Linked DNA regions of Mus musculus: region 1 is linked to region 2. A link is a loop called in an ENCODE intact Hi-C map of the cell type or tissue named here. Cell type or tissue: gastrocnemius. All regions are shown on one strand. Each heading gives the region's core, and the rest is flanking DNA. Links, peaks and the distances in the headings are about the cores only.

The links. Peaks named below come from ENCODE experiments on the same cell type or tissue, not always from the same donor. Only the 100,000 strongest peaks of a DNase experiment are listed, where the experiment ranks them.
Region 1: a loop joins it to region 2, with 3 times the contacts of the local background. A loop is called at or near these places in 3 of 42 quality-filtered maps.

What each region holds. Positions count from the first base shown.
Region 1 is chr13:3,890,435-3,896,186 of GRCm38, reverse strand. All of the region lies in intron 3 of Net1 (neuroepithelial cell transforming gene 1), which reads left to right. Among named protein-coding and RNA genes, the nearest start is that of Net1, 25 kb to the left of the region's middle. In gastrocnemius, for the core only: no CTCF peak of the experiment used is centred there; a DNase peak (open chromatin) is centred at 2,622; H3K4me3 peaks cover 2,390 bases; H3K27ac peaks cover 2,290 bases.
Region 2 is chr13:3,535,304-3,541,055 of GRCm38, reverse strand. Gdi2 (guanosine diphosphate (GDP) dissociation inhibitor 2) reads right to left here and starts at 2,981. Exons shown (of 11, transcript NM_008112.4): 1 at 2,713-2,981. The coding sequence starts at 2,757. In gastrocnemius, for the core only: no CTCF peak of the experiment used is centred there; DNase peaks (open chromatin) are centred at 2,584, 3,037 and 3,364; H3K4me3 peaks cover 1,940 bases; H3K27ac peaks cover 2,186 bases.

The DNA of each region.
Region 1 (5,752 bases), core at 1,488-3,987, 360 kb before region 2:
GAGCATGGGTCACTAGTCTGTGCCAGCTGAACGTGGACATGTCCATGTTGTGACTTTGGGACGTTATCTAGTTGTCTTGTTCAAGATTAGACCACAAACCTACACATTAAAATGAAACTAAGAGTTTACTGGCCAAAGGTTTGTTGTTTTCGTTTGTTTGCTGTAAACTGTTTTGGTTTTAACTGGTCCACTATGCTAGATCCAGTTTGTTTCACATAGACTTTCTGCTTGAGACATCAGTCTTTCCCTCTAGGGTCCCAGCTGAAAGACGGAAATGAAAACTATCCTTTCCCCTCCTTATCTTGGCCATACTTCACACAGAGCTAAGTGGAAAAACAGTTTTGAGAAGACGTTGGGTAAGAGACCCATGAGAATCCCTGGCAGCCTCTTTCCTAACCCCACTGCACTTCCTTCTCTTCCCTGCTGGGACTGTGTGGCCATGCTGTTGGCCTCACTTGCGTTGGTTTTTAACTGAGGAAGCTAACTGGACCAAGTGTCTCAGCGGGTCCTGCTGGCCTACACTATTTATTTGTATTATCTCGAAGGACCTTTGATCTTACCTGAAAGTCCATGATATTCACGTGCCTCCAAGTGAAGCCGTGTACCAGCTGCTTTTACAAATAGTCATCAACTCTAAAGCAGGCTCCACCACTCAAACAGCAAGATGCAGAGCCCTGCGAGACCCTGGTGGTGGCCTGAATGTGTAGATACAGACATAGCCATGGCCCTTCCTGGACAAGGTGGTGCTAGGCTGTACATTGGTAAATCATGCTTTAGTCTCACCTCACTGTTTGCCACTGATTCTCCCGCCCCCTTGCCAGGATTTACCTCTGTCCCTGCTGACAGATCTGAGATGCTCAGTAAAGATCTGTAGCTCTTTCCCTTCCCTCTTCCCCTCCTTCTTGCTTTCTCTCTCTTTCGTTTACAGAATTATTTTTCCCCGGTGGTCATTCCTCCAGTATTTACCCCTTGGACTGTGTTTTAGTTCAGATTTTTCCAAAGAAAATCCATGCAGATATCTTCTCCACACCCCTCCCAAATGACTCCAGATCTGACTGAGTGGCTTCAGTTGTGTGTTCTTGTTCCTTCAGATGCAGTGGATCAAAAGAAATTTAGTATTTTCTTGCAAAATCATTGTTCAACTTGTGAAACAGTTGCTCATATGTTTAAAATCGTTGACACATTGCATTTGTCCTCAAGCTCTTGGTACCTTATGCCTTCTGAGATTTGCCTGGTTTCCCAGTCACCTTTAATCACCTTCAACACCTCTAGCCCCAGGTGCCTGCAAGGTCATCAGCCTGTGGCCTTGTAGGAAGGAGTCTGTCTCCTCATCCTTGTGCTCTTACTCAGTCCTGGGTGAAGCAGCGAGGCATTGGAGGTTCACGGAAGCCCAACCTGGAAGCCCAACCTTTAGAAGTTTCCCTGCGAGCTTTCCCACCCACGTGTCAGGCAGGAGGGTAGCCCTGAATGGCACTTGCTAACTACACGGCTTACTTGGACTTGCAAAAGCTTTTACCCCTGCCTCTCCATACAGCCTGCTTCCGCCGTTACACACTAGGGTCTCGGCTACAAAGCCTACACTTTATCACCCAAGAATCTAGAGTTGTGCCTTTTCATACAGGGCTTATTTTACACTTGTAAATACTTCACTGTAGCTTTCCAGTTTCCCAGCATATAATATCTGCACACTGTTAATTAAGATGGGCCTACCTACTGTGCAAAACAAATCCGGGAGGAAGTCCGCTATATCTCAGGTCCTAACTTGAGAAATAGTGCCCTTCCATATAGGAAAGTTTTGGACAAGTTGGCAGCTGGCCTCTCCTGGGTGGCTCTCCCTGGGGTGGGGCTGTTCTTCCCTTTAAAATGCCAGGCTTTGTAAGCTGGACTGTTGGACCTATGAAGACCATATCAAGATAAGTTTAGGGGAGGATCCTGCTGTGTGTTTTTATGGCATAAATGTCTCACACCAAGATCGGTATACTGATCCTGGAAATTTGAACTAGGCCCGTCTAGCTTTTCCCAGGACCAGGTGGTCCAATAGGAATAGAGTGGACTGAAGGTGCCCTCTGTGGTTCCCTGTCAGTCCTTGAATTTAAAAAAAGGGGGTGGGGGGAGCAGGAACTACTTTAGATTTTCTGTGCACAAAGTAACAGATGTACTGTGACATTTTCATATAGGCCTCTCCCCCATGAATCCTTTGGCCCCCATAGGAACCTTGTTTTAAGAGGCAGGTAATTTTACCGTTGTGCTTAAGCCGGTGCTGCTGGGTAACTAGGCTCTTCTTTACTACATAATTTTTTAACCCACAAGTCTTTGCTGCGTAGTTTTTTAACACATACTCAGCCCTTTCCAAGGCACTAATTTTAGAGAAATCTCTAAATTTTAGAGGTTCTCTGTCAGTAACTAAGTGCTAGAGAAGTAACTGAGATAGGTTCCTCTGGCGTTCACTCGGCCTCCTGTGGGCTTCGGCTCTTTCTGTGCAAGTTCCAGTGCCTTTTTTATTGCGAGGGACCGGCTTAGCTCAGGCAGCTCCGGGCTCTCGCGGAGCAGCCTAGGTGCGCGCCCCTCCGCAGTTATCGGGAGTCACGTGGGTCCTGGCCCCGCCCCGGACTCCTGAGCTCTGCGTGCGTGCTCGCTGCCTTTGCAGAAGCAGAGCTCCACCGCGAGCGGAGGCATGGGCGCATGGCTGCCGGGCCAGGCTGAGCTCTCAGAAGAAAAGCCCGGCGCCTTGGCGGCGTTGCCCTGCAGGGCTGACTCGCATGTGGACTAACCCGAAAGATTTGAAAGGACACTTGTAAAGCATGGTGGCGCATGATGAGATCGGAGGTCTCCTGCCCATTAAAAGGACGATCCGAGTCTTAGATGTTAATAACCAGCCCTTCCGGGAGCAGGAGGTAAGAGCAGACCGAAGGAATGCTTTCCAACTCCGCAGAACTTCTAAGATTTTAAACTTCACTTTCAAACTTTTAATCGTATTACATCCTAAAATGTGCAACTATTATAAGCAAGGCTGAAATGTGTTTAAGAACTGTGGTCTAAGTTTAAGCAATTTTTTTTTACTATAGCATAGCTAAAATTGTGAAAAGTTACATACAAAGGAGATTTTAAATATATGAGTCTCTGGGTAAACATTTCTCATGTTCGATATGGTTGTGCTTCCCCCCCCCCCCCTAACTTGCATTACTAAGTCATGGAGACTGTTTTAAGAAAGGAAAGAAAAAGAAAAATATTTTCCTCTCGATGCTGGTGAACAAGTGAGTAAGTCCGACCTGGGATGCGTGTTCATTCTTTCCCTGTGTAGTTAGGCTTGCCGTTCCCTTTTTCCTTCTGAAAGGGTATTTGAGTCGGGGGAACACTGCCTGCCTGGCTTTCTAAAGTCTTTATGAACATTTATGGAAAAAATTATTTCATGCAATTTTTTTGTAATCTTGGCAGTTGATTGGTGCTGCGGTGTTTCCTGCTGCCAGTAGAAATGGTTATGGGTTCAGCCTACCAAATCTTTTGAAGATAGTGATGGTTTTTTACGAAAAATATATATGTAATTGTCCATTTTTTAAATGAGCAGTTTAATCACATGCCTCAAGGAGACAGCTTGTTATATACAATCATTGGGGCGCCATTGGGGGTTGATACTGAATTTTGTTATTTGTTTGGGTTCACTTTTTCTTACATTTTATAAAATCAACAAGAGAATGCTTCTTCCTACAAGGCTGTGAGTGAAAATCCCCAAGGTAGTTATCTTTCAAGGCCCTCAAGGTTGAGCCTTTTCCGTAGGATGAGACATGGGCTATTTTCCTGGAGCATCCAAATAACCAGGGTCAGAGTCCCTGCTTCAGAACACAGCCCTCATGACCTAAGGAAAAATAGTTTGTAATCAAAACTTGCCTTTATCTCTCTCAAAAAGCCTTTTTTATTCTTGTTTTTCTGTTTTTCAAAGTTGTTGCCAAGTGAGCGATTATGTTTGAAGGAAGGAATAAAACCGAGACGCAGGCTGCCCTTTAAAGTTCCATGATTTGACTGACCCTGAAGTATGCCTTGTCATGACATCATTGGGGGAAAGGTTACCCAAGCGGCTGTGCTTATAAATAAGATACATCCCAGGAAAGCTAGCATGAAAGTAGACGTAACTTTCTTATAGATACTTTGGAAATATTTTAGGACACCTCCCCTAAGTAGGGGAGGTGAACTCAAATTGAGTTCTCAAAGCCCAGCAGGGTCAGGCAGCTTTCCTACTAGGACGGATGCTCTGGCCAGCTGAACTAGATAGTCTGATTAAAGATTAACCTAAGTAAACAGCGTAGACCCCTGAGAGTGGCTTTGCCCCTTCCAAGTGAACCTTAGCCCTCATAAAAGGTTGCCTGTTGCGATAGAAGTTGCTCGACGTTAGCCTTGTTAGCATTCATGTTTATTCTCCCAGATTTGCTGCTTGTCTTTAGGGGAGACAGGCATCAGTGTCTATGAATCCTAGTGTTCACTGTAACAACCTTCCAGCTCGATAAGCAAGTCACCACCATTATATAATTAAGCCTGGCCTTGGGGGGCTGGGTGTCTGTGCCTGTGGGGGAGTGTGGGTGTGTACTTTCATCAAGTCCAAATATCACTGCTGAGTCCTGCCAGGGAGAGGTGCGTGTAGGTGTAACAACAGTCTTATGGTGCAGATGTTCTTGTCCTTAATAAATCAGATAACTGAAGGAGTTCTCTTGGACCTGTAGAAGGACTGCTTTGCTTATAATTTTCCTAGCTCAAATTGTAATCCATATTCCCAAAGATATAGATTTTGCCCCTACCTTTTTGCTGACTCTTAAGTGCCTAATCCATTTCACTTCTCCACCAAAAATAAAATAAAATAAAATTATGTTTGATCTTTTCTTCAACTAGTGTCTGTATCCTGAAATTGACAGTGATATGTTTTTACCTTTCATTAAAATTTTTCATTATTTGAAAAGGAGTTCCCAAATGGTTGTTCCACCATGTTTGCCATTTTGGTTTGGTTTGGTTTGGTTTAGTTTAGTTTAGTTCTTTTTGGTTTAGTTTGGTTTGGTTTGGTTTTTGCTTTTTTTGAGTTCACACTGGGTAGCCCAGGCTAGGTCAGGCTAGCCTGGAACTACTGTCAATGCTCTATTTAAACCTGCCAAGTACACACACTATACTTTCTTACCAAACATGTTAGACTTGACTATTGAATAGCAATATGCTTTATAAAGAAGTGATATTGTAGTTATTTTTAAAGAACTGTGAATGTGTTTAGCCACCAAGTGCAGTCTGAAGAAATGCATACACAAAATTTATATTAGTGCCTTACAAGTGCTTTTAGATAGACACTTAGTTACCTAAGTCTACATGTTGTAGTTCTCTAGTGAGAGGGTGCCTGCCTGATACTCACAGGACCTGCTTAGTCAATCAGAATCATTTCTTTTTCATTTTAAACATTACATGGGGGGGGGGGGGGTTGTTGGCTTCTTTTTTTTTTTTTTTTTTTTTGAGACAGTGTTTCTCTGTGTAGCCCTGGCTGTCCCGGAACTCACTCTGTAGACCAGGCTGGCCTCGAACTCAGAAATCCACCTGCCTCTGCCTCCCAAGCATAACATAGTTTGTAATTGCCACGAATTTAGAAGTTTTACATTAACTAATCTTAAAAGGCAAGAATTTGACAATTTTATTTAGTATGATAATATCAAAATGTCTTCTTAGGTAAACTGACTTTTACTTTCTGACTCACTGGGAGGTGCACCTTTCTAAAGACCTTCAAACG
Region 2 (5,752 bases), core at 2,020-4,519:
GTAACAAGTTTCCTTCACTCAAAGTCCTTGACATAACAATAATATACATTTGGTATACACCCTTTTACTAGGTTCTGAAATCTCCAGCACTAAATGTCTACAAGCCAAACATTAATGCCATGTACATTCTGATATTCAAAGTTACATCTAATTTGTGGCTTTTAACTTTGACTGGGAGTCTCTTCAAGATTTAACCTAACTCAAGATTTCACCCAAGTTCTACTAATGTCATTTCTTATTGTCAACATCATTCTGCTATTACTGTGTCTATTAATGATGGTCCTATGATGATCACAAGCTACACTGATACAATTCTAAAACATTTCCCAGTATAGATCTAGGAAGGCCCAGTGAGAAACAAGGTTAGCATAGCTGTAAGACAGCAGAAACTGTTCTAAATTCTAGTTACTTATGTATCCACTACCCATTAAGAAATTCACAATTCAAGTGAAAATTTAAATAAAGGGTGTTACTTTGTTAAACAGACTGTGCTATCTTTGATACAAAATGATGCTTCTAAACTAGGCCTGTGGAAGCCTGCAGGAAGCCTCTGGGCTCACTTAGCTACACTCAACCCACCCTATTAATGGGCAAATGTGAAGTATTAGCAATGACAATATAAAAGAGAAATAATTGGCTCTCACAATATGCTGGCAGCCACAGGGCCCACTAACAGGCCACCATCACAAACTACTTACTATGCCCGGAACCCCCAATTAGGCACTAAAAAAGGTCAACCTGCAGAGAGCCCTGGGTAGTGATTAATTTAGCCATTCAAGTCTCCCCAACTGACGGGGTTGAGGGTGGGGGGTGGGTGTTCCAATGGCTGGGTGTGACAGTATGTGCCTTTTAATCCAAGCACTGACCAACTACTGGGAAGGCTAGAAGGTAGAAATATCTTTTAAATTCAGGGTCAGCCTGATCTATATAGGGAGTTCCAGTATAGCTAGGCTACAGAGAAAGATCTTGCCTCAAAAAAATAAAAGAAATTCAGTCATTCATTCAAAGTTAAGTAGATGGCCTTGTAGGTGAGCAATGATGTCTATCTCCAGTCTACTCTCTGGGCAGTCACATGTTACTGAGCCTTGAGCAGAACATCTTGGCCTTGCCTTTCATCCCAACACCCAGAAGGCAGGGATAGGCAGAGCTCTGCATTCCTGGACAACCAGAGCTACAAGGTGAGAACTTGTCAGAATTCAATAATCTCTTCTAGCAATCATTCATCACTTCAAAGAGAAAAATAAGCTTTTCCTAAAAGTATTAAAAGAAAAAAAGTAGAATAAAAAATCTTGAAGGTTTTCTCTAAAACAGTTATTTCCGAGTATTTTATCTTAAAGATATTAATTTGATTCTAAGAAATGCCAATGCAAGCTGGGCGGTGGTGGAGGCAGAGACAGGCGAATTTCTGAGTTCGAGGCCAGCCTGGTCTACAAAGTGAGTTCCAGGACAGCCAGGGCTACTTAGAGAAACCCTGTCTCGAGGAAAAAAAAAAAAAAGAAAGAAAGAAATGCCAATGCATTTCAACAAAGTCGAAAGCCGTGGGGCTCTTATTAAATGACTTGGACATTTGATGGATAGACATATGGGATCCATACATCAATGTTCCAGATGAAGTAATTTACCCATAATTTCACATTCAATACCCCCCCCACACACACACACCGCAATTGATATTCAAAATGGTCGGTTCTCTTCCCAACTCCTTTTTGCAAAAGATCAGCCCTTTTGTCACAGTGGGGGGCCGGGGGGAAAGCACAAAGTATAAAAACCTGTCTATATTTTTCCCATATTTAAGCAGATAGATACTGACGAAAACGTACTGGAGCATTAGGGACCGCCTTACATTTACATACCAGTACATTCACACTGCGCATTTATTTTCTAACCTCCCAGAAGTGTAACAAGTACAGAGAACTTAGCCTCCCCCTTCTCAAGAAACTGTGGCGGCACGCAATAAACCAAACAAAAGGGAAGCACGGGCCGGACGTGAAAAGTATTTAACAGACAAGTTTTGAGAAAATTCATTTCCCATTTCAAGCGAGTGGATGAGAGGGCAGTGAAGCAATTAGAAAAAGGGTGTTTGTTTTTTTCCTAAAGAAACTCGTTTCATGATTTTCTCTAGAAACTTAAGTTGGCCAAACTCTAGGACAAATTATCGATCAGCGATCATCCTTCTGTTTGGCTTTCTGCGCCCTGAGACTAGCTGAGTAAGCTGCTGCTGCTGCTGCTGCTGCTGCTACTCGCCACTTACATAGGAAGTGCAGGCGCCAGCAGCGACTCCCTCCCGCTCGGTCCAGGGCTTGCCTGCTTCCAAGCGGGAGAGGTCATTCACCCAAAGGGGAAGTGCAAGGAGCACAAGCTGTTTTCCCGGTCCTCTTCCTTCCTGCAGGAGGACGAGGCTGTCTCTCTCCGGCTGCTGGGCGGTTCTGCCCTCAACTTCCCAATGGGCAGGCTTCCCACGGACACGTCCCGGCTTCCACATCCTGGTTTTCCCTAACACACTACCGACGCCTTCAAATCACTGCATCCCAACAAGCCACGACCTCCCTATCCCAGACTCAACGCGGGCGAGTGGGGACGGCCCCCAAGGGGGCGCAGACACCGGCAGTTCGGGCGCGGGCGAGGCTCGTGCACACCGATGGGACCCGCCCTCGCCCCCGGGCCCGGCGGAGGCCGGCCGGCCGCGTCTCCCCGCAGCCCGCCGCAGCTCACCGTCAGGCCGGTGCCCAGCACGATCACGTCGTATTCCTCATTCATGGCGGGGAAAGGAGCGCACGCGGGGGCTCGGAGGCCGCCGTAGAGAAGGGAGCGAGAAGTCCGGCCGCTCTGGGCCCCGGGGGTCGGGGGGAAAGGGAAAAAGCGAGGAGAGGAAAAACGGAGCTGAGGAGGAGGAGAGGCCGGCCGCCACCTCAACGGGAAGAGAAGAGCAGGGAGGGGAGGGAGGGGAGGCGGGGAGAGCGCGGGGTGAGGAGAGCGAGCTCCGGCGCCGGGGCGGGGCGTGCGAGAGGCCGACGGCGCCGTCAGTCAAGGGGATCCTGCTCTCTCATTGGTGAATTTCCTTAACCCCACCTCTCCCCCCCTCGTTCCCCTCTCGCGAGAGAAGGGCGGACTGCTGCCATCTTGGCTTCCGGTTTTGCGCTTTTTTTTTTTTTTTTTTTTTAAATTTCACCCGTCTTGTGCTCCTGTGGTATGGGCGGCGACATGCGAAGCTGAGGGTCTAGTTGAATAGGAGGAACAAGGCGGAAACTGCAGCTGGGCTACCACGTGCCTGACTCTCGCGCCAAGGTGTGAGATGGAGCACGGTTGTTTAGGCTTCGGGCCACGGAGCCCAAGCTCCGCCCTTGGGACTTTGAGAGGTGTACGTGCATCGCCCTGGCCGAGCGGGGCCAAGTCGTGAGGACGCCAGCCTCTCCGAAGGTTGGCAGCCTCGTTGCCTCTGCAGCTTGGCTCCTGGCCCTGCCCCTGCCCCTGCCCGCGCGGGGCTGGGAAGACCTCAGGATTCTGTGTGCCCTGCTTTAAACTTGTATGGTTCTGTTCGAACAAATAAATGTGTTCTAAACTGGTATCCATGCTTTAGGTAAAATGTGGTCCAGAATGGCTTTCCTATATAATGCTCCGCATTCTAGCTTGTGATGCAAAGCAGGTTATAAATTTAAGAGTTGATAACCCTGGTACCCAAGCAACTGGGCTTCAACTAGTCTCTCAGGCTGAAGGCTGCCAAAATGTGCTTATAAAGGCAAATGCTGAATTGCACTATATTTTGTATGTTTGCTGTGTTTCAGCCTCTACATGCAATTACCACACTAGAGGTGGGGCTTCTGAACCATCTTTGGTGTGCTGCCTGGTTCTGGATCCTGATCCTTGTTAAAACTTTGTTGAATCTAATTAATTTCAGAGTTGTTTTGTTTTGTTTGGACAACAGAATTGTCAGGGTGCAAAGTAGACCTTCCAGTAACCCTCAGGACCATTAAAGCAACATTTGCAGGCCCCTTGGACATCAAGCTCCACTGGCTTTGAACTAGCTGTGCTGTGCCTCGGCCCTTAGCACACACCTTTAATCTTGCTGGAATACAGGCACACCCTAAGTGCACACCTTTGATTCCAAAGGTAAAACTAGTTTATTAGAAGGAAGCACCCATGTTTAACAGTGATGTCTAATTGAGTGGCTTGACTGAATCAGAGAAAGGTTTGCCAGGTTATACCCAGCTCTCAAAAGAGAGAGGGAAGGGAAGCTATTTAAGAGGCAGTACAGAAGAGGAGGAGGAAGCAGTTTTACTGTGACAGTTATAAAGGGACAGGTTGCAGAGAGGACAAATTAGACACAAGTAAAGACAGAATGAGTCAAAGAAGAGGCGAAAAACCAAAACAGATTGCTATAGTTAAAGGTCAAGCAGAGCAATTCGGAAGAAGCAGAGAGGAGCCAGATTGAATCAGTCAGCTTGGAGAGGAGTTTGAACCAGAACAGCTGAGTTGAACCATCCAGCCAGAGTTCAGAAAGAACTAGAAAGGGTGAGTTTATTCAGCAGTAAGTCTCAGAGGCTGAAAACATTCTAGGGCTACATTAGATTGTATGGAGGCTGGAAGCTTCTGCGACTAGGCCTACATTGGCAGAAAGGAGCAGTAAGTCTCCCAGATGACAGTTACACAGGAGAATAAAAGTTGCATTAAGAAGCTGGGTGTGGTGGCGCACGCCTTTAATCCCAACACTTGGGAGGCAGAAGCAGGCAGATTTCTGAGTTTGAGGCCAGCCTGGTCTACAGAGTGAGTTCCAGGACAGCCAAGGCTACACAGAGAAACCCTGTCTTGAAAAAACAAACAAACAAAAAACAAGTTACATTAACATACTATATACATACCATATGTAATCTCAGCCAGCTTTTTTTGTCTTTCCTTTACCCCCAACTTTTACTAAATCGGATTAGTTAAGTGGTCCCATTTGCTAGCTGGGTTAAAATCATAACAATTTTAAGAGTCAAACTGGAAAGTACAGTTAAGAGGAATGAATCCATGTAAGAGCCTTGACAGATACTTTTTCTTGATTTTTTTTTTAATTTGGGAAGCAATAATTATTTTTACAAAAGTTCTTTCCAATTCAAGAAGCCCAGGTCTTTCCTTCCTTGGACACCAGCTAAAGTTCATTTGCTAAAATCATAAACCCAAACTATGTATAATTTGTTGAGGACATAGGTTAAACAAATGCCTTGGAAAAGCAGTGGCCACAATGGAAAAGAGGATTTTTATAAAGGCATACTTGGAATAAAAAAAAAAGAAATAAAGTCATCAACCTTGACAAATGGAAGGGCTGTTACCTAGAACAATTACTACCTAGCATGCACAAGGCCCTGGCCTGGTTGGCTGGAATACCCATTTCATCCCCAGCACTACAACAAATAATTGTTTTCAGATTCCCTGTGTAAATACGTCTTGTTTTTAATTAGGATGAAGAAGCTGTGAGCTGATAAGGTGGCTCTGTGGTCAAAATGCTTGTGACAATAGCCTGACAACCTAGCTCCACAGAACCCACAAGGTGGAAAGAAGAGAGTCAACCTCACAGTTGTCGTCTGGCCTCCGTGCACAGCCACGCATGCAAGGTCAAAAACATGCTTACAATAGTAATGAACACAATGGAAAAGGAAATCAATCAATGCTTCCTTGAAATTTTCTTTGGAGAAACAATGAAAAGTCTGAGCAACAAACCCAGTACTTTACACCTGACCATTCCCTTCTTTTGTATAGGAATGCTCTGATTTGA